Regions from separate parts of the Homo sapiens genome. Here region 2 is linked to region 1. A link is a loop called in an ENCODE intact Hi-C map of the cell type or tissue named here. Cell type or tissue: ovary. All regions are shown on one strand. Links, peaks and the distances in the headings refer to the core of each region. The heading gives the core; the rest is flanking DNA. Region 1 overlaps SLC6A9 (solute carrier family 6 member 9). Region 2 holds the start of LOC107984950 (a long non-coding RNA gene).

Evidence for each region. Peaks named below come from ENCODE experiments on the same cell type or tissue, not always from the same donor. Only the 100,000 strongest peaks of a DNase experiment are listed, where the experiment ranks them.
Region 2: it touches region 1 in a loop (2.4-fold over the local background); 5 of 110 quality-filtered maps call a loop at or near these places.

Annotation. Positions count from the first base shown.
Region 1 is chr1:44,000,484-44,012,561 of GRCh38, forward strand. It overlaps SLC6A9 (solute carrier family 6 member 9), which reads right to left. Exons shown (of 14, transcript NM_001024845.3): 3 at 10,243-10,399; 4 at 9,482-9,613; 5 at 7,870-8,140; 6 at 2,370-2,502; 7 at 2,029-2,163; 8 at 1,830-1,933; 9 at 907-1,144; 10 at 681-815; 11 at 473-572; 12 at 284-384. Among named protein-coding and RNA genes, the nearest start is that of CCDC24, 15 kb to the left of the region's middle. RefSeq lists silencers at 5,201-5,407, 5,234-5,293 and an enhancer at 10,131-10,796. In ovary, for the core only: a CTCF peak has its summit at 5,336 (motif pointing right); a DNase peak (open chromatin) is centred at 5,398.
Region 2 is chr1:44,639,402-44,651,479 of GRCh38, forward strand. It overlaps RNF220 (ring finger protein 220), which reads left to right. Exons shown (of 15, transcript NM_018150.4): 9 at 5,297-5,393; 10 at 5,594-5,680; 11 at 5,820-5,875; 12 at 6,009-6,087; 13 at 10,260-10,368; 14 at 10,482-10,556; 15 at 11,303-12,078. The coding sequence ends at 11,374. LOC107984950 (a long non-coding RNA gene) reads right to left here and starts at 10,265. Exons shown (of 2, transcript XR_001738031.2): 1 at 5,959-10,265. RefSeq lists an enhancer at 10,883-11,464. In ovary, for the core only: no CTCF peak of the experiment used is centred there; no DNase peak of the experiment used is centred there; H3K27ac peaks cover 751 bases.

The DNA.
Region 1 (12,078 bases), core at 2,301-10,300:
TGAGTCCCCGGGGGTGCCAGGCAGGAATGCCTGAGCAACGTCTGCAGTCAAATAAAGGCTGTGGCACTCCCCTCCTAACCTGAGGCCAGGGCCCAGGCAGCTCTGAGTCGCCACACGCCTCTCTGACTCTCTCCAACCTCCCTCAGCCTCCCAAAGGCCAGAGTCATGGGTATGGAGCTCCGGCCAGGTGCGGGAGCTCCCACTGTCCCTCCGCTGGGTCCCAAGAGATGGACACATGGCCAAGGGGCAGCGGGGGAAGGGAGGGGCCGGCCAGGGAACTCACGAAGATGATGGCGGGAGAGACGAAGCGCCAGCAGATCTGAAAGAAGAGGGGTGGTGGGAATCCCAGCATCATCTGGATGTCCTGGAAGTAGTTCCGGTGCCCTGGAGAGATGGGGGGTCAGCAGACCCGCAGGACAGAGTGGGCGGGCCAAGGGCCGGGTCGCGGGAGGCCGGAGGCTCGAGTGCTCACCGTAGATGTACATGATGGCCACACACATGATGCAGGAGATGACCACCAAGGAGAAGCTGGCCGCATAGTTGTCCATCAGCAGCAGCCAATAGATGCCTGCCTGGGGAACAGCGGGCAGCTGTGGGAGGCGCCTGCAGCCCGGGCTCCCCAACCCTTCCCTGCACGTCCTGGCAACTCTGGGCCAGCCCTTCCCTTACGCAGCTCTTACCTGGCTGGTGAGGGGGATGCCCAGCAGGAAGCCAGCCACAGCCACGCCCAAGGTCACATAGGTCTTTTTCTGCAGGATCCACTCATTCCCCACCTCATCCACAATGGCTGTGACCAGCGTCTCCAGGAGGCAGAACTGCAGGATGTGGCTGTCAGATCGGAGACCTGCCCCTTGTTCCTGTCCCCTCCCTTCCCCAAGCCTCCGGTCCACGTCCTGCACCTCGTACCTGAGTGCCCAGCCCCAGCAGGATAAGCATGAAGAAGAAGAGCAGAGACCACAGCGGGGAGATGGGAAGTAGTGTGAGGGCCTCGGGGTAAGCCACGAAGGCCAGGCCAGGGCCGTGGTCTGCCACACGGGACACATCCACGCCCAGGTGATTGGCCATGAAGCCGAGGATGGAGAAGATGACGAAGCCAGCATAGACGCTGGTGGCACAGTTGGTGATGCTGATGATGACACTGTCCCTGATGGGGAGGAAAACAGAGTTCAGCTTCCCTCTCCCCAATTTGGGCCAAGAGGAGACATGGAGACACGGAAAGTTCTAGGTACAAAGGCACCCCCAACTCTTTTTTTTTGGAGTGGGAGACAGGGTCTCACTCTGTTGTCCAGGATGGAGTGCAATGGCGCTATCACAGCTAACTGTAGCCTTGACCTCTTGGTCTCAAGCAATCCTCCCACCTCAGCCTCCTAAGTAGCTGGGACTACAGGTGTGTGCCACCACACCCAGCTAATTTTCTTTTTTATGTTTTATAAAGAAAGATGGGGTCTCACTATGCTGCCCAGGCTTGTCTTGAATTCCTGGGCTCAAGTGATCCTCCCGCCTTGGCCTCTCAAAGTGCTGGGATTACGGCGTGAAGCACTGAGCCTGGCCCCCAACTCCTTTTCTGGTCTGTTCTGGGCATTTTTAAGGAGCCTGAGCTGCCTGAGTCCTCACAGACCCCTGGGACATCACTGTCCCTATCTCTCTTCTCTCTCCTGCCTAAACCTCTCTCCTCATTCTCCAACAACTTTATCCAGAACCAGTATTCCCAGAACCTCAAGATCATGAGGGGAAAGGAGGCCTCGTGGGCCCATGGCTGCACTGGAGCTGAGATCAGGCTGCAGAGAGTGCAGGAAGGGGGCAGCCTCAGCCCAGCAGGGAGCACTCACCGGTAACAGTTATTGTGGAACTTGTTGTAGGAAGCCATGGTGATGAGGCCTCCCCACGCGCAGCCCAGTGAGTAGAAGATCTGGGAGGCAGCATCACCCCACACCTGCAGGGAAGGACCGGTGGGTGAGGAGCTGTGGGCAGAGGCAGGCACCTCCCTGGCCCCTCCCCAGCCCCCTTCCGGTTTCCCTCACTTCCCACCTTGGCCTCCAGGATCTTGTCCCACTGCGGGGTTAGGTAGTACATGATGCCGTCAAAGGCTCCCTCCAGGGTCACTCCGCGGACAAACAGAATGGTCAGCACCACGTAGGGGAACGTGGCCGTGAAGTACACCACCTGGCACAAGAGGGCTCCATGGACTCTTCTGGGCTCTCCCCTCCCCTGGGCACCACCACCCTGGCTCCCTAATCACCACCAGCCCCCTGGTCCCTCTCCGGCTCCGGAGTCCCTTCAGCATCCCCTCCCTGCAATACACACATAACCCAGGTAGGGGGCAGGGTCTTTCTGGGTGGGCACAGACCCTGCTGGGGAGGGGTACTTGCTTTCCCTGAAGACTTGACCCCTCGGATGAGGCAGAGGAAGACGACCAACCAGGAGACACCGAGGCAGCCAAGGAGGGGCAGCCGCACCTCCCCAAAGTTCCCAATGTCATCTGACAGCTTCAGCACGTACAGCCTGGGAAGGGGAGACTCTGTCACTGAGGGCCAGCCGCCGCTGCCCAGCAACAAATTCCCAAGGCCCAGGGCCCACCCGGGCTGTACCCTCCTTTGTCATGAGGTCCCAGCAGCCACCTTGTGTGACATGGGAGCTACTTCAGGGGCCCAGCCCTGGCCGGCCCAGTCCCCTCCACCTGCTGCAGCCCCTGGGGAGCCCAACACAGTCCACTGCTCTGCAGCCTTTCCCAGGCCCTTCAAGGGCTCCTGGAGGCCACACCCCAGGCTTGGGTGGTCTTCCTAGTTCCTGGGCGAGGAGATCTCCTTGTCCCCAGTTGGGCTCAGCCCAGGTCCTTGTTTGCACACTTCTCCCTTCAGGAATGCCTTTTCCTCATTCTGTCAGGTGTCACCTCCTCCAGGAAGCCACCAGTGAGCATTTCACGTGCACCAATTAGCTCTATCTCTGATAAATTGAGGGAAGCAGTGGAATGCTCAGTAAAGATTGGACCCTGGCTGGGTGTGGTGGCTCACACCTGTAATCCCAGCACTTTGGGAGGCCGTGGTGGGTGGATCACCTGAAGTCAGGAGTTCAAGACCAGCCTGGCCAATATGGTGAAACCCCGTCTCTACAAAAATTAGCCGGCCATGATGGCGGGTGCCTGTAATCCCAGCTACTCGGGAGGCTGAGGCAGGAGAACTGCTTGAACCCAGGAGGTGGAGGTTGCAGGGAGTGGAGATTGTGCCACTGCACTCTAGCCTGGGCAACAAAGCAAAAGTCCAATCTCAAAAAAAAAAAAAAAAAAAAAAAAGATTGGACCCAAATTTCTCCCCTCTGGGTGGCTCCATCTGGCACCCTATGTCATACCAGCTGTGATCTTTTGATCAATCAGACATTTACGTGCCCGGGCCTGTGCTAAGTGCTGGGCATACAGGCCTGCAGGGGCATCTCCCCAGCCCTCAGGGAAGAGGGCAAAGAACAACTGCTCTACCTCCAGCACCAGCATTCAAAGTAAAGAAACCATTTCTTGTTTGAAGGATTTTTTTTTTTTTTGACACAGTCTTGCTCTGTCACCCAGGCTGGAGTGCATTCGTGCGATCTGGGCTCACTGCAACCTCCGTCTCCCAGGTTCAAGCGATTCTCCTGCCTCAGCCTCCCGAGTAGCTGGGATTACAGGTATGCACCAATACGCTGGGCTAATTTTTGTATTTTTAGGAGAGATGGGGATTTCACCATGTTGGCCAGGCTGGTCTCAAACTCCTGACCTCAGGTGACCCACCTGCCTCAGCCTCCCAAAGTGCTGGGATTACAGGCGTGAGCCACCACGCCTGGCCTGAAGGATTTTTTAATACTTTGTCTAACCATATATGCTAAACAGGTAGTGTTTTATATTATTATTATTGAGACAGGGTCTTGCTCTATAGCCCAGGCTGGAGTGCAATGGCACAATCATGGCTCACTGCAGCCTCGACCTCCCAGTCTCAATCGATCCTCCCACCTCAGCCTCCCGAGTAGATGGGACTACATGTGTGCACCACCATGCCCAACTAATTTTTGTATTTTTTGTAGAGATATGGTATCGCCATATTGCCCAGGCTGGTCTCGAATGCCTGGGCTCAAGCAATCCTCCTGCCTCAGCCTCCCAAAGTGCTGGGATTACAGGCATGAGCCACCGCACCTGGCCTATATTATTTTTGACTGCAAGAATATAGCGTTACAGTGTTAGGGACTGAAGAGTTTAAAAGGCTAGCCTGGAAACCAAATGATGAATTCTAGCTTTATTTTTAGGGCATCATATTCTGTTTTTTGTTTGGTTTTGGTTTTGGACCACATGCTTTTGAGATCAAACAGCCTAAGGACATTTGGAACCCAACGTATTTACAAGTGACCTCTTGACACATGACATCTCCAGAATTACTCTGCGTTGCTTTAAAAATGTCTCCACATGACAAATCTTATTTCCCCGGCCAGGTGGTGAGTGCCTTGAGAACAGGACCCTCAGGAACAGGTCCCACAGGGGCTGTGGTTGTGCTGCCTGAGCTCCTATCAGCAGTCTTAGTGATTTAGGCTGCATTATCTCATTTTGTCTTTAAAACCAGGTAGGTATCACGACTGCCCAATTTCATGGACAAATGACTGTGAACGACCTCCCAAGGCCACAGCTAATATGCGACAGAGCCAGGATTTGGGAGGAGTCTGTGTGACTCCAGAGCTGCCATGAAGACCCTGGGGGACAGGAGCTGGGCCCCACAGGGACCGCAGAGGTGAGAAGGCCTGGTCACGAGTTTAGGACCCAGTAGCAGGTATCAGACCAGCACAGGGGACTGGAAGGCAAGATTGTGAAGAGGGTGGCGAGGGAGGGGAGGACCCTGAGTGAGAAGGGTGAGTGGGTGAGAGGCAGACATGGGCTCAGAAATCTGCCGTTTGAGCTTCTCTCGCTTTAGAGTCTCTTCATCTTACTTTTGATTAGCTTCCCTCATTTGTAAAATGGTGATTTTTAAAATCCCTACACAAGCTACCTAACAGGGTTTTTGTGGCACTCCAGTGAGATCGCGCAGCTGTCCAAAGGGTCATTGGAGAGTGTGGACTAAACACCTGCACAGCCACCCCCACCTAATTCACCCCGGCACACCCAGCAACAGCAGCACCAGACGGGCGCAACACACACAGATTCTGATACAGCGACTGCTGCCTAGCTCCTTAACCTCTAAACGGCAGTTTCTGAGTCTGAAAATATGGATACTAATATCTACTTAGATAACATGCCTGGCACCTAGTAGGTGCTCAACAATAAGGGTGCTTCCTTTCCTCCCTTGCTGAAGCCAGCCTGGGTTGCTCTCTTCAGGGCCATTTCCCTGGATCTCCAGGAGAGGGCAGCAGGGAGCCGTGCTGCCGGGAAGGTATCCCGCATGGGACAGTGGCCAGTTAGGCAGGCCTGGCTCCAGCCCGCGCTGGGGAGTAGAGTGCAGCGGCTCCACCAGCCAGATTTCTTTGAAGGCTCTTCCCCTCTGATTTTACTGGATAAAATCTCTAGAGCTTTGCCCTGGGTGGGCCCAGGGCTGGGAATCTCTGGCAGTCAGTCCCTGGGACAACCACCACTGGAGCATCTGGGGGTGGGGTTGCACAAGGCTTTGTGTTTCTGGGAGCTTCCAGAAAGGTTCATCACCCCAGACTAGATCAAGTTGACCAGTCCACATCATGCCTCAAATGTAATAAAACGCCTCACTCAGCAATATCTGCTCGTTCTCCCATCGGACGGCAGCTCCGTGAGGACAATGTCTGCCTCCCTGCCCTCTCTCCCCTCTGAGAACAGTACCTGGTACCTAGTAGGTGCTCAAGAAATCAGCTGGGTGTGGTGGCTCATGCCTGTAACCCCAGCACTTTGGGAGGCCGAGGTGGGTGGATCACCTGAGGTCAGGAGTTCGAGACCAGCCCGGCCAACATGTTGAAACCCTGTCTCTACTAAAAATACAAAAACAAGCCAGGCGTGGTGGCGGGTGCTTGTAATCCCAGCTACTAGGGAGGCTGAGGCAGGAGAATCGCTTACCCCGGGAGGCAGAGGTTGCAGTGAGCTGAGATCGTGCCACTGCACTCCAGCCTGGGCAACAGAGCGAGATTCTGTCTCAAAAAAAAAAAAAAAAAAAAAAAAGAAATCATCTGTCCATTCAGTTCCAGGTGTATTTTTTAAAAAGAAAATAAATGTTAGGATGTTAAAAATTAAAAAATGAAAGACAAATGAAATGACCTGTCTGGTAACTGAGTGCCTGAGTCTGCCCATGCCCCTCTGGGGGACAGCAACTGTGTTCTCTATGCTCTGGGTCCTTGAGAATAGTGGCCCTGTCTTACCTGTCTTTGAGTGTCTACAGCCCAGCCCAGAGGTTGGCACAGGGAAGCTGAGTCCTTCAGGGTCAGAGTACTTGGACCTGGGTTTAGAGGCCCTGTGGTGACTTGCGGTATCCTCAGACCCTTGTACATTTCAGCCATGGCTTTCCATCACATGTGGAGAAAAGCCTCAAACCCTTAGCCTGGCATGGGAGGCCCTGTGTTATATGATGCCTGCTGGCCTCTTCTGTCTTGTCACTCAGCGTCCCACCTGCTCCCAACCCCAGCTCCAGTTTGCCTCCTTCTGGCCTCTGCTCACCTGCTCATGTGGTTCCCAATCTCTCTACTTTCCTCTCTCCCTTCTCTGGGAAGCTCTGACTGCCTGGTCTTGCCCCATCCCCTTAGCACCAAGCACTACCTCTTTGTGTCTCTGTGACACCCCTGCACATACCTGGACCGAGGCACTTGCCCTACTGTGATTAGCAATCTGTCTCCCCACTGCCCTGTGAGCTCCTCAGGACAGGGGCTCTGGGCTGTTCATACCTACCATGGGGACACAGGGCCTGGCAGAGCAGAGGCGTGAATGTTGTGGAATAAATGGTGGAGGCCTGCCAGCATGCCCCCAAAGCCCTCTGCCCAGGGGTTCCCCAGCAAGACACAGGGAATTTCCAACTGGTGGGTGGAGGGCACAGCAGGATGGCCTGAGACTCTGGTCTCTGTCGCCTCTGAACAAAATGTGCCAGGATGTCTTGATCACGGCACCCCCGGCTCAGAGACCTTCCATGGCGTCTTTTGTTCTGCATCATCAAGTCTAAGCCTAATCCTGGCAAGTTCTTTATGAAGGCAGTGCCACTTCCTAGGCCACCTGAAGCCCATGCATTCTCCCCACACCTGTTACTCTCATCAGAGTAGGCTCCCTTCAGCTTTGGGGCCAGCCTCTGCTCATCTGGGACAGAGCCTTTGCCCACACTCTTCTTCTCCCCAGGATCTGCCCCCCTTTCCCCTGAGTCTCCTCTGAAGGCTGGTTTGCTGGATTTCTGACGGCCTTCCTCACGGCTACTCTGTAAAGATCCTGCAACTCAACATTCCATCTTCCATTGCTTTCTTTCTTTTTTTTTTTTTTTTGAGATGGAGTCTTGCTCTGTCGCCCAGGCTGAAGTGCAGTGGCGCGATCTCAGCTCATTGCAAGCTCTGCCTCCCGGGTTCACGCCATTCTCCTGTGCCTGCCACCACGCCCGGCTAATTCTTTTCTCTTTTTGTATTTTTAGTAGAGACAGGGTTTCACCGTGTTAGCCAGGATGGTCTCGATCTCCTGACCTCGTGATCTGCCCGCCTCGGCCTCCCAAAGTGCTGGGATTACAGGCATGAGCCACCGTGCCCGGCCTCCATCTTCCATTGCTTTCTGTACATCAGGCTCTTCTCCTAAACTCTTCACTCACCTCTACCCTCTCCCAGCCCAGCAGCGGGCTGAACCTGCAGCAGGCACCCTACTTTGTCTTCAGATGGTTGCCCAGTGGGGACAGGGTTGCCACCAGGTTCCCCCCACCCCAGGTCCTGCAGGTGCCTCACCTCCAGTACTCCTCGCTGGGGCTGGTCCTCTGGAGGCTGTGGTTGAGCAGGTGGGAGAGGTTGCTGGGCAAGGCGGCTGGCCGAGAGCCATTGGTGAGGTTGGAGGCGTCCAGTACACCGGCGCAGTCATGCGTGTTCCAGGGGTTATTGCAGTAGGCCCAGGGCAGCACGTGCGTCATGGACGAGAAGAAGTAGTAGAAGGCGATGCAGATGACCACATTGTAGTAGATGCCGATGTAGGTGGACACCACCATCATACCATAGCCCACTCCTGCAGGAGGGGAGGGGTGGGGGGAGGAGCCTCAGCATCCAGCAGGAGGAGGTGAGGTTAATAATTTCTTTTTTTTCTTTTCTTTTCTTTTTTTTTTTTTGAGATGGAGTCTAGCTCTGTTGCCCAGGCTCTGACACCCAGGCTGGAGTGCAGTGGCGGAATCTTGGCTCACTGCAAGCTCCACCTCCTGGGTTCATGCCATTCTCCTGCCTCAACCTACCGAGTAGCTGGGACTACAGGCGCCCACCACCACGCCTGGCTAATTTTTTTGTATTTTTAGTAGAGACGGGGTTTCACTGTGTTAGCCAGGATGGTCTTGATCTCCTGACCTCGTGATCCGCCTGCCTCGGCCTCCCGAAGTGCTGGGATTACAGGCGTGAGCCACCGCGCCCGGCCTTTTTTTTTTTTTTTTTTTTTTTGAGACGGAGTTTTTGCTTTTCTTGCCCAGGCTGGAGTGCAATGGCGCGATCTCGGCTCACTGCAACCTCCGCCTCCCAGGTTCAAGCGATTCTCCTGCCTCAGCCTCCCGAGTAGCTGGGATTAGAGGCATGCGCCACCATATCTGGATAATTTTGTATTTTTAGTAGAGATGGGGTTTCCTTTTTTTTTTTTTTGACATGGAGTCTCCCTCTGTCGCCCAGGCTGGAGTGCTGTGGCATGATCTTGGCTCACTACAAGCTCTGCCTCCCGGGTTCACGCCATTCTCCCGCCTCAGCCCCCAGAGTAGCTAGGACTGCAGGCACCTGCCACCACACCAAGCTAATTTTGTTTTTGTATTTTTAGTAGAGACAGGGTTTCACCGTATTAGCCAGTATGGTCTTGATCTCCTGACCTTGTGATCCGCCTGCCTTGGCCTCCCAAAGTGCTGGGATTACAGGGGTAAGCCACCGCGCCCGGCCAAGATGGGGTTTCTCCATGTTGGTCAGGCTGGTCTCAAACTCCTGACCTCAGGTGATCTGCCTGCCTTGGCCTCCCAAAGTGCTGGGATTACAGGCGTGAGCCACTGTGCCTGGCCCGAGGTTAATAATTTCTAAGGGCCCAAGGGGCAGGCTGAGATGGAGGGCCAAAGGAAGGCCAGGTCAAGGTCTTGGTAGGGGTAAGTTGGCGGGGGGTGGCGCAAAGGAGTTTTGTGTGTACACGTGGTAGGAGGGGAGGGTGGCAGCCAAGTAAACATGGGTCCCAGCATGCATCCATGGCTTAGGCCGTTGATGTGGGGCTTGGGGTCAGCATCAGGGCTCTACAGAGGTCAGCCATGTTTGTACAGATGGGCGAGTTGGCACGGCCCTCAGAGGCCGTTGTGTGTTTGTGTATGTGTGAGCGAGTGCCCCGCCCAGGCCTCACCTTTGAACATGGGGCTGATCCTCCAGACCCCCAGGCACCCCTGGCTTGCAAACTGGCCGAAGGAGAGCTCCATGAAGAAGAGGGGGATCCCGCAGAAGATGAGCATGATGAAGTAGGGGAACATGAAGGCGCCTGGTAGGCAGGGAGAGGTCTGGCTCAGGAGTGGGCTTGGAGGGATCTCACCCTGGGCTTCCTGCTCAGAACTCAACAGCAAAACCTTCGCGATTGGGTAGGACCCAGGGAGGAGTGTGCCAGGCTTGAGCAGGAGCCTGGGCTGAGGCACACCACCCCCAGCCTGTCTTTCAACTTGACAGAGGCTCTCAGGAATTCTGCTTGGAGTGGAATCCAGGTCCCAGAGCCTCCATACTTGGGTGGGATTTGATGGTTTAAACAAGCGATTTCACAAGCATAAGTTGCTGAGATCCTCAACATCCCTGAACCATTTAGGGGGGCTGCTGAACCCCAGGGAATAGAACAGGGAGCCTTGTGGGCGGGGGGGGGGGGGGGTTAGGTCCTTTTCTCACCTCTCCTCACCTCAAAGGGGGCCAACTGGCAGGGCCAGCCCCCAACAACAGACTGCCAGGGTCTGGGGTGGCCTGCCTTAGGCAAAGGGTGCCTAAGCCAGGGATGGGGGCGAAGGAGGCCAGGGCCAGAGGCCAGCCTTTATCTGGAGTGGGTCTGTGCCAGGGAGAGGGTGGCCCAGGCCCTGGTGGGTGGGCTCTACCCAAGTGGGTGGTCCCTGCCCTGTGCCCACTGGGTACCTCCCCCGTTGCGATAGCAGAGGTATGGGAAGCGCCAGACATTGCCCAGGCCCACGGCATAGCCCACGCTCGTCAGTACAAACTCGATCTGGTTGCCCCAGTTGCCCCGTTTGAGGTTCTGGTCCCTCTTGGTGGCCTCGCTGGGCACAGCACCATTCTGTGGGGACAGGAGAGAAGCTACCATCAGCAAGGCATTTGTGCTCCATGCCTGACCCTCTGGGCCTCCCCCAGCAGGGAAACCGTGGCCCCTCCAACACCCCTCCCCGGGCTTCCCCTCTGCTGGCAGGAGCTTCAGGCAGGCCTGGCAAAGGAGGGAAGCAGAGAGTAGTGGCTGCCAGAGGGCGCCAAGCAGAGCTTCCCTCACCAGCCCCACAGCACCCAGTGCCAGGTGCACAGCCCACCTGAGGAGCTGCTACCAGCATCCGGGAGGCGGGACACTGAAGAGGGAGCTAGGGCCAGGAGCCCCCAAGCCCCTCCAAAACCTCCCCTTGCCCCTCTGGGTAAGGATCTGGGAGCAGCTGAGCCTCATACCAAGCAGCCAAGTCAGGCTGGGCACAAAGGGGCCTGTGTCCAGACAGCCCCCCCACCCGTCGCCTACCACATCACCAGGCTGAGCACGCTGCCCCTGGGCAGGCGACTGCGGGGGAGGGGAGGTTAGACCCCTCCCCCAGCTGAAGGCTTCTTCCTGGGGGCACAGAGTGGGCAGGGCTGGGGGGAAATGGGGGAGCAGCTGAGCCGGGACAGACATGGGGAGGGCATTCTGGGACTCTAGGTGGGAGGGTCCGGGGAGCTAGCTACACTGCCCATGGCTGGGGAGGGGCCCTGGGGAGCTGACCTGGGCCATGGCTAGGGAGTGCTGGGCCATGAGTTGGGGAAGGAGACCAGAGTTGTAGGCCCCATGCCAGACTTTGAGGACAGACTCTGCTAGGGAAGTAGAGGGAGTGGCTCCAGAAAAGGGTGGCAGGAAGAAGGATCTCTGAACAGGGAGAAGCGTCACCTGCAGGGGAGGGGGCCGAAGGTCAGGAGAGGCAGATGCGGGGATTTGCCCCAGGGAAGAATGTGGGGCCTGCAGGACTGAGCTGGTGGCCTGGGCCCCACTGAGGACAGCCCCTTGTGGAACCCCAGGCCCAAAAGCTGGAACTGGCTCTGCAAGTCCCTTGGTTAAAGAAGTCCCTTAATAAGTGCCATGCTCCTTCCACCTCCCTCCCACAGTGAGCAGGAAATTAATCAGAGCCCAAGGGCCCCAAGGGGTCTCACTAAGGAGACAGGGGCTCAGTGTCACCAACAGAAACACAGACAGACCTTAGTGCCAGAGACAGCCTCCCAGAGGTGAGCTATTCCCCTGAGAGAAACAGACAGACCTGGCATCAGAGATGGAGCCCCGTAGCCTCAGAGAGATGCCAGTGATGTGACATTCACCCTCCGCTTGAAAGAGACATATTCGACAGCAGTCACTCTGGTCAATAAGCAAGGCAGCCTGGTGCAGGTGAAATGCTATCAGACCCTGATGCTGATGAACAAACACAGACGGAATGAATGGCCTCCCTGGGCCCCAAGCGCCTTGGATAGGCCAGGTGGGAATGTGGGCAAAGGAGGCACCAAGGCCTGATGGGTGGGCACTGCAGCACAGACACCTTTGTGGGGCAGCCACCCTGTGCTCTCAATCCAGCATCGACCCTGCCGAGATGTGATCCTCACACCCTCCACAGAGGGCAGGGGTGCAGTGCCAGGGACCATGGGTTTCCTTCAAGGAGCACCCAGAGCAAATCAGTGGCTGAACAAGCCTTCTTTCATTCATTCATTGATTCATTCATGCAATGGCAGATTTATTGACAC
Region 2 (12,078 bases), core at 1,243-9,242, 640 kb after region 1:
GGACATGGGAATGATTGGTTTCAAATAAGGTGGCAATGATGTGGGCACAAGAGTGGTGAGATGGAGAAATTTCCCAGGAAGCTTCACAGGAAATGGAAGCCTGCAGCTGTATCTTTAAGCCCTGGCGGTGACTGCGTTGCTAAAATCCAGCATGAAGCCCCTCTGAACCAAACAGGAGGAGTGGGTAGGGAAAAGAAGGGTGTTAAGACAGTCAGCAGTGCAGGGTCTTTGTCCTGCTCAGGTCCTGGCCTGAAGCGTTTCTTATCTTTCATGAGTTCCTTACATTTAAGCCGGTTCCAAGTAGCTGGATGAGAAGTCATGAAGCAAACAGGCAGAGCAGCTGTGGCACAAATCTTTTCTCTTCTTTTCTTTTCTTTTCCTTTTTATTTATTTATTTTTGAGACAGAGTCTCACTTTTTCACCCAGGCTGGAGGCTAGAGTGCAGTGGCACGATTTCGGCTCACTGCAACCTCCACCTCCTGGGTTCGAGAGATTCTCCTGCCTCAGCCTCCCGAGTAGCTGGGATTACAGGCATGTGCCACTACAACCAGCTAATTTTTGTATTTTTAGTAGAGACGGGGTTTCACCATGTTGGCCAGGCTGGTCTTGAACTCCTGACCTCAGGTGATCCACCCACCTCGGCCTCCCAAAGTGCTGGGATTACAGGTATGAGCCACCACACCCGGCCTGGCACAAATCTTTTATCTGGCTATTTCTTGATAAAACTTCAGCGCCAGAAGTATGGGGCAAGGGGGTAAGAGGTGTTGTAAGCCCCAGGGCATGGGCACATAGGCCTTGCCCTAGCTGCTGCCTTCTTTGGTGTGCTAGTTCTCAAAAGAAGGGAGCCCCAGGTGCTAAAAATGTCCCCCAGTGCAGCTCTGCTGTTGGTCCAGCCAGTGACAGGTGTTGGAACAGCACACTGCTGGAGGCGGTCTTGGAGTGGAGAGGGTTGGGCTGCTGCCTTGTGACTCCCTACCATCTTTAGTTCTCTCTGTCGCCTGTTGGGAGGGGTGAGGAGAGGTGGCAAGGAGCAAGGCACCTTCTGTCCCCCGTGGCAACTGATGGGATTTAATCGCCTTTTGGAACACAATTGTTAAGCTAGGACAGAGGGAGTGCAGGCAGAAGGAGCAAGTATCAATGGTTTTAAACGGCGTCTGTCTCTCTGCGTCTCTCCTGACGTGAGGCAGTGAAACGCGTTATCGAGGAGGCCCGGAAAGTGGCTAAGTGCGTTTGACACACGCCAACTCCCTGCCTCCACACTGGATAATTGCATTGTCAACTGTTCAGCGAGGTGGCAGGTGACACTGCAGGCCGATTGATTGTCCCGCATCGCAGCTCCCCAGACTGTCAGCTCCCCAATCGATGGCGTTTACACAAGACACCGTAACTGCATCTGTAACTAATTCCAGTGTAAAACTCGCCGGAAGCTGCTGCCCCTGCCCTCCGTGTTGGAGAGCACAGGCCCCTGGAGGGCCCCGAGACGTTTCCTTTCTCCCTGGGCTCTGGTTTTGTTGGGAGCAGCAGGTGAGGAAATCGATGCCTCCTTTTTTGTGGTTTCAGGTTCCAGGACGATACTGCCCCCAGTAAACGGGCATCTCCAGTTTCTCAATCGATCATCTGATCAATTGATTAAATTAACACTGATTTTTTTTTTCTCCCTTCTCAATAACCCAGGAAGAAATGAGTTTATGGGAGAAGGGTCGTTTTTATAAAACGTAGACCTGTGTTTCATTTCTGCACTTAACTCTCTCCCTCTTTGTTGCTCAGTTTTCACTGTGAGGAGAAGGATATTTTTTTTTGCACTACCCACCCCGCCAGGAATGGACAACTCTGGCACCACCCTGCTGGGTATCATTGACCATCAGGCTTAGGTTGCCTATGGGTGGGGGCTCAGGCCTTTATGCCACTTTAAGCTGGGGCAGAACTGTAGCAAGAGGCCCTCCCTGGTGACTGAAGGGTACTCTGGGCCATCTTGGAGGTCCTGGGGGCTGAGTTCCTTCCCTAGATAGCAGTAGTAGGAGTGGCAGCTTGCCTGTTATCGCTGGAGCTACATGGAAGAGGAGCCAGAGACTTGGAAAGGAGCTGTCTGTGCCATCTTGCCTCTGAGTACTGGCTTGGGATATTCCAGCAGCTGAGAACATCAAACGACTGTGGAGCCTTCCTCTCCAAGCGGGAGGGGGGGCAAGCTGGCGGGGGCGCTGTCTGCATAAAACGGCTTTATGGCCGTTTCTTTTTATTATGATTCTGCCAGAAGTCAGCAAGTGACATTTCATTAAGAAAATAAAGTTTAATGTGCTGGGAAAGAGGTTGGAGCAGGCTGGGGCAGCACAAGAGTGAAATTGGCAGCAGCAGCCTGTTCTGAACACCTGTGGGGGTAGGGAGAGGTTCCCAACATCTGTCTCAGCTGGAGGATGGGGTCAGGGTCAGAGTGAATGGCTCAGACCAGAGGCAGAGGCCTTTTCTTTGGCAAACAAAGTGTGTCGTGCTGTCCATCCTGCCTCACTGGCCAGCGGAACAGAAAGCTGCTGCCCGGCTGGGAGCTGGGATCTGATAAGGAAAGTTGTATCCTGAGAGATTTCTCTAGGCCACCAGCTAACTAGGACCTAATAGAGCAGTGTCGCCAGTGTTTAGCCAGTACTGCTGGGGTGTGCTGTGTGGCACCAGCCATCAGCCTGGCCAGCTCTGCTGGGTGATGCTGAGATCACAACAGTGAGTCAAACTTGGGACCCTTGCAGCTTCCACTCTGGTGAGGGACAGTGACAATAGGTGGTAATAAATATGATTTTGGAGTTACACAGGATTCTGGGTGGACACCAGGGAAGGGACACCTGTGTATAAGAACGTGGGAAGCCCCATCTGCCACGCAGAGCACCATGAGGATAGGGATCAGATCTTGAAGCTCTCTATTCTCAACATGGAGCCAAACAGAGGATGAGCCCAATAAAGGTTGAAAGAATGGCATTGAGGTGAGAGTTCTTTCCTTTAGCAGGGATTTAGAGAGCAGCTGCTCTGTGTGGGCACTGTGAGTTAATGGTAGGAGGCATGGTTGGGCTGAGTCAGACTTGCCAAAGGAGCAGGCATGTATATTGTAGACCAGGAGGGAGAAGGTTCTAGGCAGAGAGCAGGAGGTGCGGAGGCATGGGGGCATGAGAAAGCACAGGATTTGGGAGACCACAGTAGCTCTGTTTAATGGAGTATGAGTCCTGGGCCAGGCATGGTGGGCAGTAAGACTACAGAGAAAAGGACTTCAGGCTACAGGGCTGCTTTCTGCGTTGAGAAGCTGGGGCTTTTCCTGGCAGCTTTGGGGTACCCTGTTTTCTCTGCTTTGCCATGGAGCCATATTGGGCTCACATGTGGTGCCAGGGTTCTCTGCTTTCCACTTATAAGGCAGGGCTAGGCAGGGCCAGGCCGAGCAGAAGATGTGAGGCCAGCTGCTGAGCTGCGTGTACTTGGGGAAGGGGGGTTGGCAGGACTTGGGTGCCGCAAGCTGTAAGTGAACCTGATAGCTACATTCTGATTGATGGTGGAGTTTGTCTCCCAAACTGTCAGAGGGTTTATGGAGGTGCCACTCACCCACAAGGCGGGAATTGCTTGTCAGGACACCTGGCCGTGTACAGGAGACAGAGCTGTAACTTGGTGTTTTCTCAGCTTAATGGCCCTGCTGCTGACCTGACCTGCCTGCTGCCTCAAGTGTGTCAGTGCCTCAGGGTAGAGGGCAAATGAGGACTGTCAGGGAGAGGTGGATTGCAGGCTGTGCCTGGCATCTTTCCTTCCCGATGCTGCTTGCCTTTGGGATTGGTGGTGTCTTTGTGAGACCAGAGACTGGTGGGGTAGAAGGGAGAAGGATCAAGACTCAGTGTTTTTCAGGGCTTGAAAAATGGAGAACATTCCAGATGGAGTGAATAGCATGAGCAGGGGTCTTAAGAGCAGCATATACAGGCTATGTTTGTGGTTTGGTGAGCAGCCTGTGTGTGCACATGCTTGGGGTTTACAGAGTGAATTAGTAGAGAGCAAGAGTAAAGACATAAATGGACCCAGATCTTCATGGATCTGGCTGAGGAGCCTGGGCTTGGTTGTGCATGCAGTGGGGAGCCATCAATGGTTTTGGAGCAGGAGGAAAGGTGGTCAGAACTCAGTGGTAAGCAGAATGAAGGAACAGATAAGAGGCCTGAGGACTCCCTACAAGACATACCCTAATGAGAGTATAAGGACCTGAGAGGAAAGAGTGGACAAGCAGAAATGTCTGAAATCATCAGGCAGATACTAAGCTGCTTCCTCACTTCTTTAAGGATTTCCTTGCTGATCCCAGTAGCCACAGAGTCTCACATTCTTTTGTCCCTGGCAGGGCTGTGCTGGCTAGTGAGGTGTGGTCTGAGACCCACTAGGAGGAAGTGGGGAGCTGGGGGGAACAGCTCTATAGCACTTGACCCTAGGCTATCAGGAAGGGTGGTCCTGGATGTCAGAGAGATCGCCTGGCAGGTGAGCAGGCCTGGTGTAGCCCCAGCAGCTCGCCCCTCCCTCTGAGCTGAGAGTCCGTCTGTGGCTGTGCCAGATGCACCTCAGGGGTCAGCCACTTGCGTGGCCCATGGCCTGGCCTCCGCTCAGCCTGGTTGCCTTCATGGACTGCTTTGAGAAGTAGGTGTGCATGCCTGTCCTCCCTCGTCTGTCCCTTCTTAATCCCTTTATAACTGCACTTGTCCAGGAATCTGGGCTGAGTGAGGTGGAGATGAATAATTAATGTCAGGCGCTTCAGACACCAAATATTTGAACAGCTGCCTGGTGTTTTTGCTGGCAAGGACCTAGCGGCCAAAATCAGGATGTTGGCCGGGGGTCCCACTCTGTGGCTCTGATTGGCCTTAGCCAGCCTGTTCTCTCCTCTGATGGACTTGTCAGGCTGGATAATGGGGCATAGGGGAGGCCCCACTCTTTTCCTGTGAAATTCCTAGACCTGAATTTTTCTGTCCTCTTACTGTTCTTCCTAGACCTGGAAGATAGGTGGACAGCAGGCCTGGGCTGAGTGTCCCCGAGGACGTGACATAATATATGAATGGGCTAGTTTATGAGCAGAGACCACTTGGAGCAGCATGCAGTAGCAGAGAAAGATGAGGTTTGCAGAGTGAAGGGCCTGAAATGTCAGGGTCAGGGGCACTGAAGTATCTGGCTCTATACATCCCAGGCCCAGGTTTCCCTCTGGGCCTTATCAGGTCCAAAGCCTAACCCCTACCTGGAGGCAACAGGAGGGGCACCCTTGGCCTCGTCTTGTCCCCAGGCCCTCCTCACACCCTGCTTCCCACAGGCTCTGGCTTCATCATGTGCAGCGGCAAAGAGAACCCGGACAGTGATGCTGACTTGGATGTGGATGGGGATGACACTCTGGAGTATGGGAAGCCACAGTATCCTTGGAGCACTATGGGGGCTGGTGGGGCTGATAGGGCAGGCACAGGGAATAAGAAAAGTAGCTCTTCTAGTATTCACCTGCACCACCCCCCGGGCCAGAGTCTCAGCTTTGGCCAGGAGGGCCATGCTCTCCTGAGGATTCAACCCTCATAGCCTGCTGCAAACTAGGATCCATTGTCCTTGACCACCATGCCAGATACACAGAGGCTGATGTCATCCCCTGCACAGGCGAGGAGCCTGGTGAAGCCAAGGAGAGAGAGGCACTTCGGGGCGCAGTCCTAAAGCAAGTGTGGGCACAGGCTTGGGCGGGTGGAGCAGAGAAACAGGAAGCCCTGAGGCAGGGGTTAACGCAGTACTGACCCTCAGGGCTGTCCTGCCCGCCTTCAGGCCTCACTTTGTTTTTCCTCCCTCCTTTCCTCCAGTGGCGGCCCTCCCAGCACGCGCATCACACCTGAGTTCTCTAAATGGGCCAGTGATGGTAAGTCCTGCCCCAGGTTAGGAGTAATGGGGGAGAGGGGGTATCCCTAGATGGTGGTGACTGACTCAAGCCCAACCCCTCACCTGTGCTGCCCAGTCTGGCCGGAGTGTGAGTTGCCCCTCTGTCCCAGCAGAGATGCCATCCACCAGCAATGGTGAAAGCAGCAAGCAGGAGGCCATGCAGAAGACCTGCAAGAACAGCGACATCGAGAAGTAAGTGTTTGGCCAGGAGAGAGCCCTGGGACCACAGTTCAGTGGGAGGAGGGGCCCTTTGCTAGCAGGAAGGCCTGCTGCCAGGGCTTCTGGCCCTCCCAAGTGCAGCTCAGTGCTGCTGCCCTGGGCACACGGCCGGCAGTGGAGCCCAGCTGGTGCTAAGCGTGACTCTGTGAATTGATCACTGGGCCACGGCCCCAGAAGCCTTGGCGGTGGGAGGAGCAGTCCACCCGCCTGCCTGCCTGCCTGCCCGCCTGCTGCGGCGGCCTTCGCCCGGGGAATGTGATGTATGGCCGCCCAGCCCAGCCGGCACACTTGATTCATCTCCAGTTTCTGTTTCTTAATCGGGAGCTAAATTGGTTTCATTTTTCTTGTCCCGGGTGGCACTCGCAGTGGATTTTAGGCAGGAACATTGGGTATCATCACTTCTGGTAGGAATTTTTGGCCTGGGTTCTCTGGCAGAGGAAAAGGGATCCATTAGCACTTTGCCCAGGGCTGAGCAACCCCTGGCCTGGATCCCTGGGAACCACAAAGATTTGGTATCAGCTGGGCATCTTCCTGCCTTCCCAGAAGCCCAAGGAAGGCCAGTTCTGGCCTCAGGAGATGGCATTGTCCAGTCTAGGCTGCCTGGTGCTGCTGCCATTGGTCATTGCTTAACTCCAGTACCCACCCCACCTTCTGACTGCAGGCTAGGTTGCCTGGGGTTAAAAGGCAGCCTCTTCATTCCAGGGCCAGTGTTCCATCTTTGCCTCCTGCCAGGAGAGTGGATTGGAGGCCGGTGCAGGGCCGGGTCGGTGGCCCAGGGTCACCTCCCATTTGTTTCCCTCCATTTTGTGTTGTCATAAATTCATTCCAGCCCGTTGTGGTTGATCAGTTTATCTCGGCCGGGGCCGCGAGTGCTGCTGGCATGATGTATGGGCCGCGGCGCAGGGCCCGGCTGCCCATGAATCACCGCAGCTGCTCCGTGTCAGCGCCGGAGCGGGCCGTATGGGTTCTGCGCAACCAGCTTGTGGTGGGGAGGAATGACGTATGGATGTTTATTTAATAATTCTCTCCTACTCCAGCTGAGCAGGGCGGGCGGGGTTGTAAGGGGCACCCACCCTCGTCTGGAGGGGCTGCTCATAAATCAGAAAGACAAGATCATTAATCAGGGATGGCGCCCGAGGGGGAGGTGGGGGCAGAGCCAGTGGCTTCCATGAAGGTACAACCCACCCAAGGCTGGGGGGAGCCAGGATTTCTGTCCCACCTGTGTGAGCACAGGCACCCGTAGGCAGGGATCTCTATGATGAGGTGGAGACTGGCTCAGTCATGTGCAGAGCTCTCCACTGGGTCTGGATCTGCTGAGACTGGGGCCCATCAGTCCCCGTGATTTCTCTATTTCTTGCCCTAGATCTGTTTTACTACTCAGGGAAAAGGAATGGTAGGATGCCATGGCTCCTCCAGGAATCTCCCCACCCCATGCCCTGGAGGGACTCAGGAATAGCTCACAGCCAGCCTGGACCAGGGGTTGGAGGCTTGGGTATTTCGCCAGAGCCAAGATTGGAGGGCAGGTGTGTGCTGAGCACATCCAGGATAGGTAGGCTCTGGAGTTGGCTATTGGCCTTCAGTGGGGCCTTGTAGCTCTTGGAGATGGCATGGGAAATGGCTTCATTCTCTCCTGGCCTCATCCTTCTTTGCCATTCCAGCTCTAGTTCTCTGATTTGGGGTTTGGGAGTTAGTTCTCCATTCTGGTGTAGGCTGCCCCCAGCTGCAGGCCTTAGTTTCCCCATCTTTGACATAACTATATAGGACTAGGCAAATTCTCAGCTTAGTCCTTGGAGTGGAAGGGAGCACAGCTACAAATCCTTGTCTCCTTATCAGGAATTTACCTGTAATCCAGATGGGGATGGCACATATGGCATTGTGCAAAATGCCAGGGAAGGAGCCTGCTGTTCGGAGGCTTGTGAGGAGGGAAGGGATGGTAAAGGCTTCCAGAGCCAGAGAGCTAAATGGAAGCCCCCAGGGAATCAGCCAGTACCAGGAGGAAAGAGTCAGAGCCTTTCTTGGCATCCCTGGAAAGAGGCAAGGCAGAGGGAATCATGGACCCTAGGGTGATGGATTTAAGTGTCCCTGATACAAGGACACAGCCACTAAGGAGTCACGCTCTGTGTTGCTGCTAGCTCCCCAAAGGAAAAAGGCCAGAGATTGAAGTTGTATTGCCCATGAAATGGGACCACTACCCTCCCTGCACTCCCATTACCACTCACATCCAGCAATGACAGGCCACCTGTAAGCTCTCAAGCTTCCTGAGCCAATTGTCTCCCCTAAACTGCAGAACAGGTGCCCCCAGGAGACTGTCCTTGCCCAAAGTCCACGTCCCTTATGATTCCCCCGCCTCAGTCCAGCCTCTGCTTCCTGATTGAGTACATCTGTGAAACCTGAGCTGTTCGTACCCCCACTCTTCCAGCATCCTCAGCAGCTTCCTGCTGTCCACGAGATAAACTTCAGCTCCTTCAGGTGTGGCATTTGAGGTCCTCTTGCATGCCATCTCCTTTCTTACTGTAGCACTTTGCCTACATGTGGGCCTTCTAGCCAGACTGGGCTCTTGGGCCTCTTGGCCTCTGTTTCTGCTGTTCCCTTGGCCTGGAGCCCCACCTCCTCCTGGGTGTAGCCAGTATAGTCATGGTCAATCACACAGTTATTAGTTGATCATGGAATCAGTCTGCCAGGTTTGAATCCCATCTCCCTGACTCTGTGGGGACCTTGAGCAAGCTACTTAATCTTTCTGTGCTTTAGTTTCTTTGTATATAAAATGGAGATATTAGAATCTTATGGGGTTTTTGTAAGGTGTAAATAAGATAATTATCAATCCCTCAGTACAATCTCTGGCATTTAGTAAGTGCTTAATAAATTTTAGCTATTTTATTTGTATTATCATTATTATTCCCTAAGGCCAGTCTCCTATACCATCTTTTCTACTTTTCCAGGAAGCATTCTTCTCCATCTGTGAGCTCCCCTGGATCCTGTTCATTTGTTTTAGGAGGGTGGGAAGGTTCCTTGAGAGAGTCCTAGCTATTCCCTGTTCAGCAGTGCAGCCCAAGGAGTCCTGGAAATGCAGGAGGGACCTTCAGGTGCAGGGCTTGGCCCACACACAGGACTACCAGGGCATCTGATATATCTAGGAAGTAACAAGGAGCCCTGGAGGCAGGCCAGGGCTGTGGCAAAGAGACCTAGATCATGTGGGACACGCCTAGTCCCTGCATCTGTCCCCCTCTCCCTGGAGTTTGGACGGGCCCTTTCTTCAGCAGGTGTTTGCTCACGTCCCATGCCTGAGGTGGGGCTCTTGGCCATAGTCAGTATTGGTGGAGTGAGCAGCCCGCCCTCAGGGAACCCATACTCAGGAACTTTACACTGCTGTGGTGGAGTTCACACGGGGGGCTGTGAGAGCCACTGTGCAGTGCTGGCTCAGGGGTCTGGAAAAGGCTTCTGGGAGGGCATGGGAACAAAACTAGATCTGAATGATGAGGCAGAGCTAGTGAGTCAGGCGAGGGGGTGCAGAGGGATCACAGTGCAGAGGCCAAGGCAGTGAAAAAGGTGGCGTGGATGGTGACACATAGGAGTCGAGCATAAAATGCGTGGCAAGGTCCTCAGGGGTACGGCGGGCTGGGGCTGGACCAAGGAGTGTAGTGGAGCTCTCTACTCCAAGGGGGACATTGGAATGTTGGAAGTCACACCACGAGAGATTTGCTTTGAGAACATAAATTCCTCTAGGCGCTGGGAGAGTGGAATAGAGATGAGGGGCCTGGAGGCAGAAAGGCTGTCTGGAAAAAGTTAGTGGTGGAATTGGTGGAAGACATCTGAGAGCCTGGACTCATGGTGGTGAGGAGAGATGCCGGAGATACTAGGAGAGATGACAGATTTGGGTGGTTGGGAAGACTGCGAAGGAGTGGTTGAAAATGGTTCCCTGGTATCTGGTGTAGAAATTCATCCGAATGGGAATGGAGGAATAGAGAGGGTGAGGAGTTTAGTTCTGGAATGTGGAATTTGCAGATTCAGGTTATCAGAGAAAGGGGGCAGGCAGGGATGCCTAGGGGACATTTATGTATTTGGTTCTGGAATTCAAGGGAGGCGTAGGCTGGAGGTACAGATGAGAGATGCCAGCCTGCTACCCAACCATGCCTTCCTTTTTACAGAATCACCGAAGATTCAGCTGTGACCACGTTTGAGGCTCTGAAGGCTCGGGTCAGAGAACTTGAACGGCAGCTATCTCGTGGGGACCGTTACAAATGCCTCATCTGCATGGTGAGTAGAAAAGAACCTAGGGGTGCCCTTGGTCAGGCTTCCACGCCCTCTGGGGGAGTTGGAGAGGGTGGGCCTACCTCAGAGTGACCCCTTCTCTGCCCCCTCCTCCCTAGGACTCGTACTCGATGCCCCTAACGTCCATCCAGTGTTGGCACGTGCACTGCGAGGAGTGCTGGCTGCGGACCCTGGTGAGGTGGCATGGGGGTCGGGGAATGGGAGGCCGCTCCGGGCACTGCCCAGATGTCTGTGCTTATGCCTGAGCCTGCCTGGGGGAAGTGGGGAGCATGGCGCAAAGGAGAACAGAGCCAGGAGCCAGGATATTTACCCGCAGGATATTTACCCCCAGGCTCGCTGCCTCTCCTCCCCAACTGCAGGTTTAGGAACTTCTCCCCCTCCATGAGTTCACTGCATTCTCCCTTCCCCGCCCCGGTCCCCGAAGGCCCACTGCATCACACAGACTGGTGAGGCCTGGGGTCAGGAGGAGGCTGGCTGTAGGTAAACAGGACCAGGGCCTTGGCCCCTCCCCCTCCCATTACTAAGCTCCTTCTGCTCCTGCCCCTGTTCTTCGCTCAGGAGCAGCCATTAAAATGTCGCCCGGAGACAGTAATAAAAGGCTCGGACGTGGGCTCTGTGTCCTGATCAAAGGCCGCGTGTAATCTCGTTAGGGCTGCGGCTGCCACAGCTGGACCCAGCCTTGTTCTCATTACTGGGGCTCCTGCTGCGGGGCTGGCCAGGCGGTTTGATCCTGGCGTCCCCCCAACACAGGAGCGTGCCTGCCTGCTCACAGAAGCTGCCTATGCGTCCCCAGCCTGGGCTGACAGGACCAAGGTCTCAGCACACACTGGTGCAGAGAGACATGGCTGCAGGCCCAGGTGCTCACATGCGCACACATGGCTCATTGTGTAGACCAGAGCCCTCCCTGTTCTCCCTGCAGGGTGCCAAGAAGCTCTGCCCTCAGTGCAACACGATCACAGCGCCCGGAGACCTGCGGAGGATCTACTTGTGAGCTATCTGCCCCAGGCAGGCCTCGCCTCCAGCAGCCCCACCTGCCCCCAGCCTCTGTGACAGTGACCGTCTCCCTTTGTACATACTTGCACACAGGTTCCCCATGTACATACATGCACATACTCAAACATGCGTACACACACACACATTTACACACGCAGGACTCTGGAGCCAGAGTAGAGGCTGTGGCCCAGGCACTACCTGCTGGCTCCCACCTATGGTTTGGGGGCCATACCTGTTCCAGCTCTGTTCCCAGGGTGGGGCAGGGAGGTGGGGGTTGGGGGAGTAGTGGGGCACGGCTCCTAAGATCCAGCCCCCATACTGACAGACGGACAGACAGACATGCAAACACCAGACTGAAGCACATGTAATATAGACCGTGTATGTTTACAATGTTGTGTATAAATGGGACAACTCCTCGCCCTCTACCTGTCCCCTCCCCCTTTGGTTGTATGATTTTCTTCTTTTTTAAGAACCCCTGGAAGCAGCGCCTCCTTCAGGGTTGGCTGGGAGCTCGGCCCATCCACCTCTTGGGGTACCTGCCTCTCTCTCTCCTGTGGTGTCCCTTCCCTCTCCCATGTGCTCGGTGTTCAGTGGTGTATATTTCTTCTCCCAGACATGGGGCACACGCCCCAAGGGACATGATCCTCTCCTTAGTCTTAGCTCATGGGGCTCTTTATAAGGAGTTGGGGGGTAGAGGCAGGA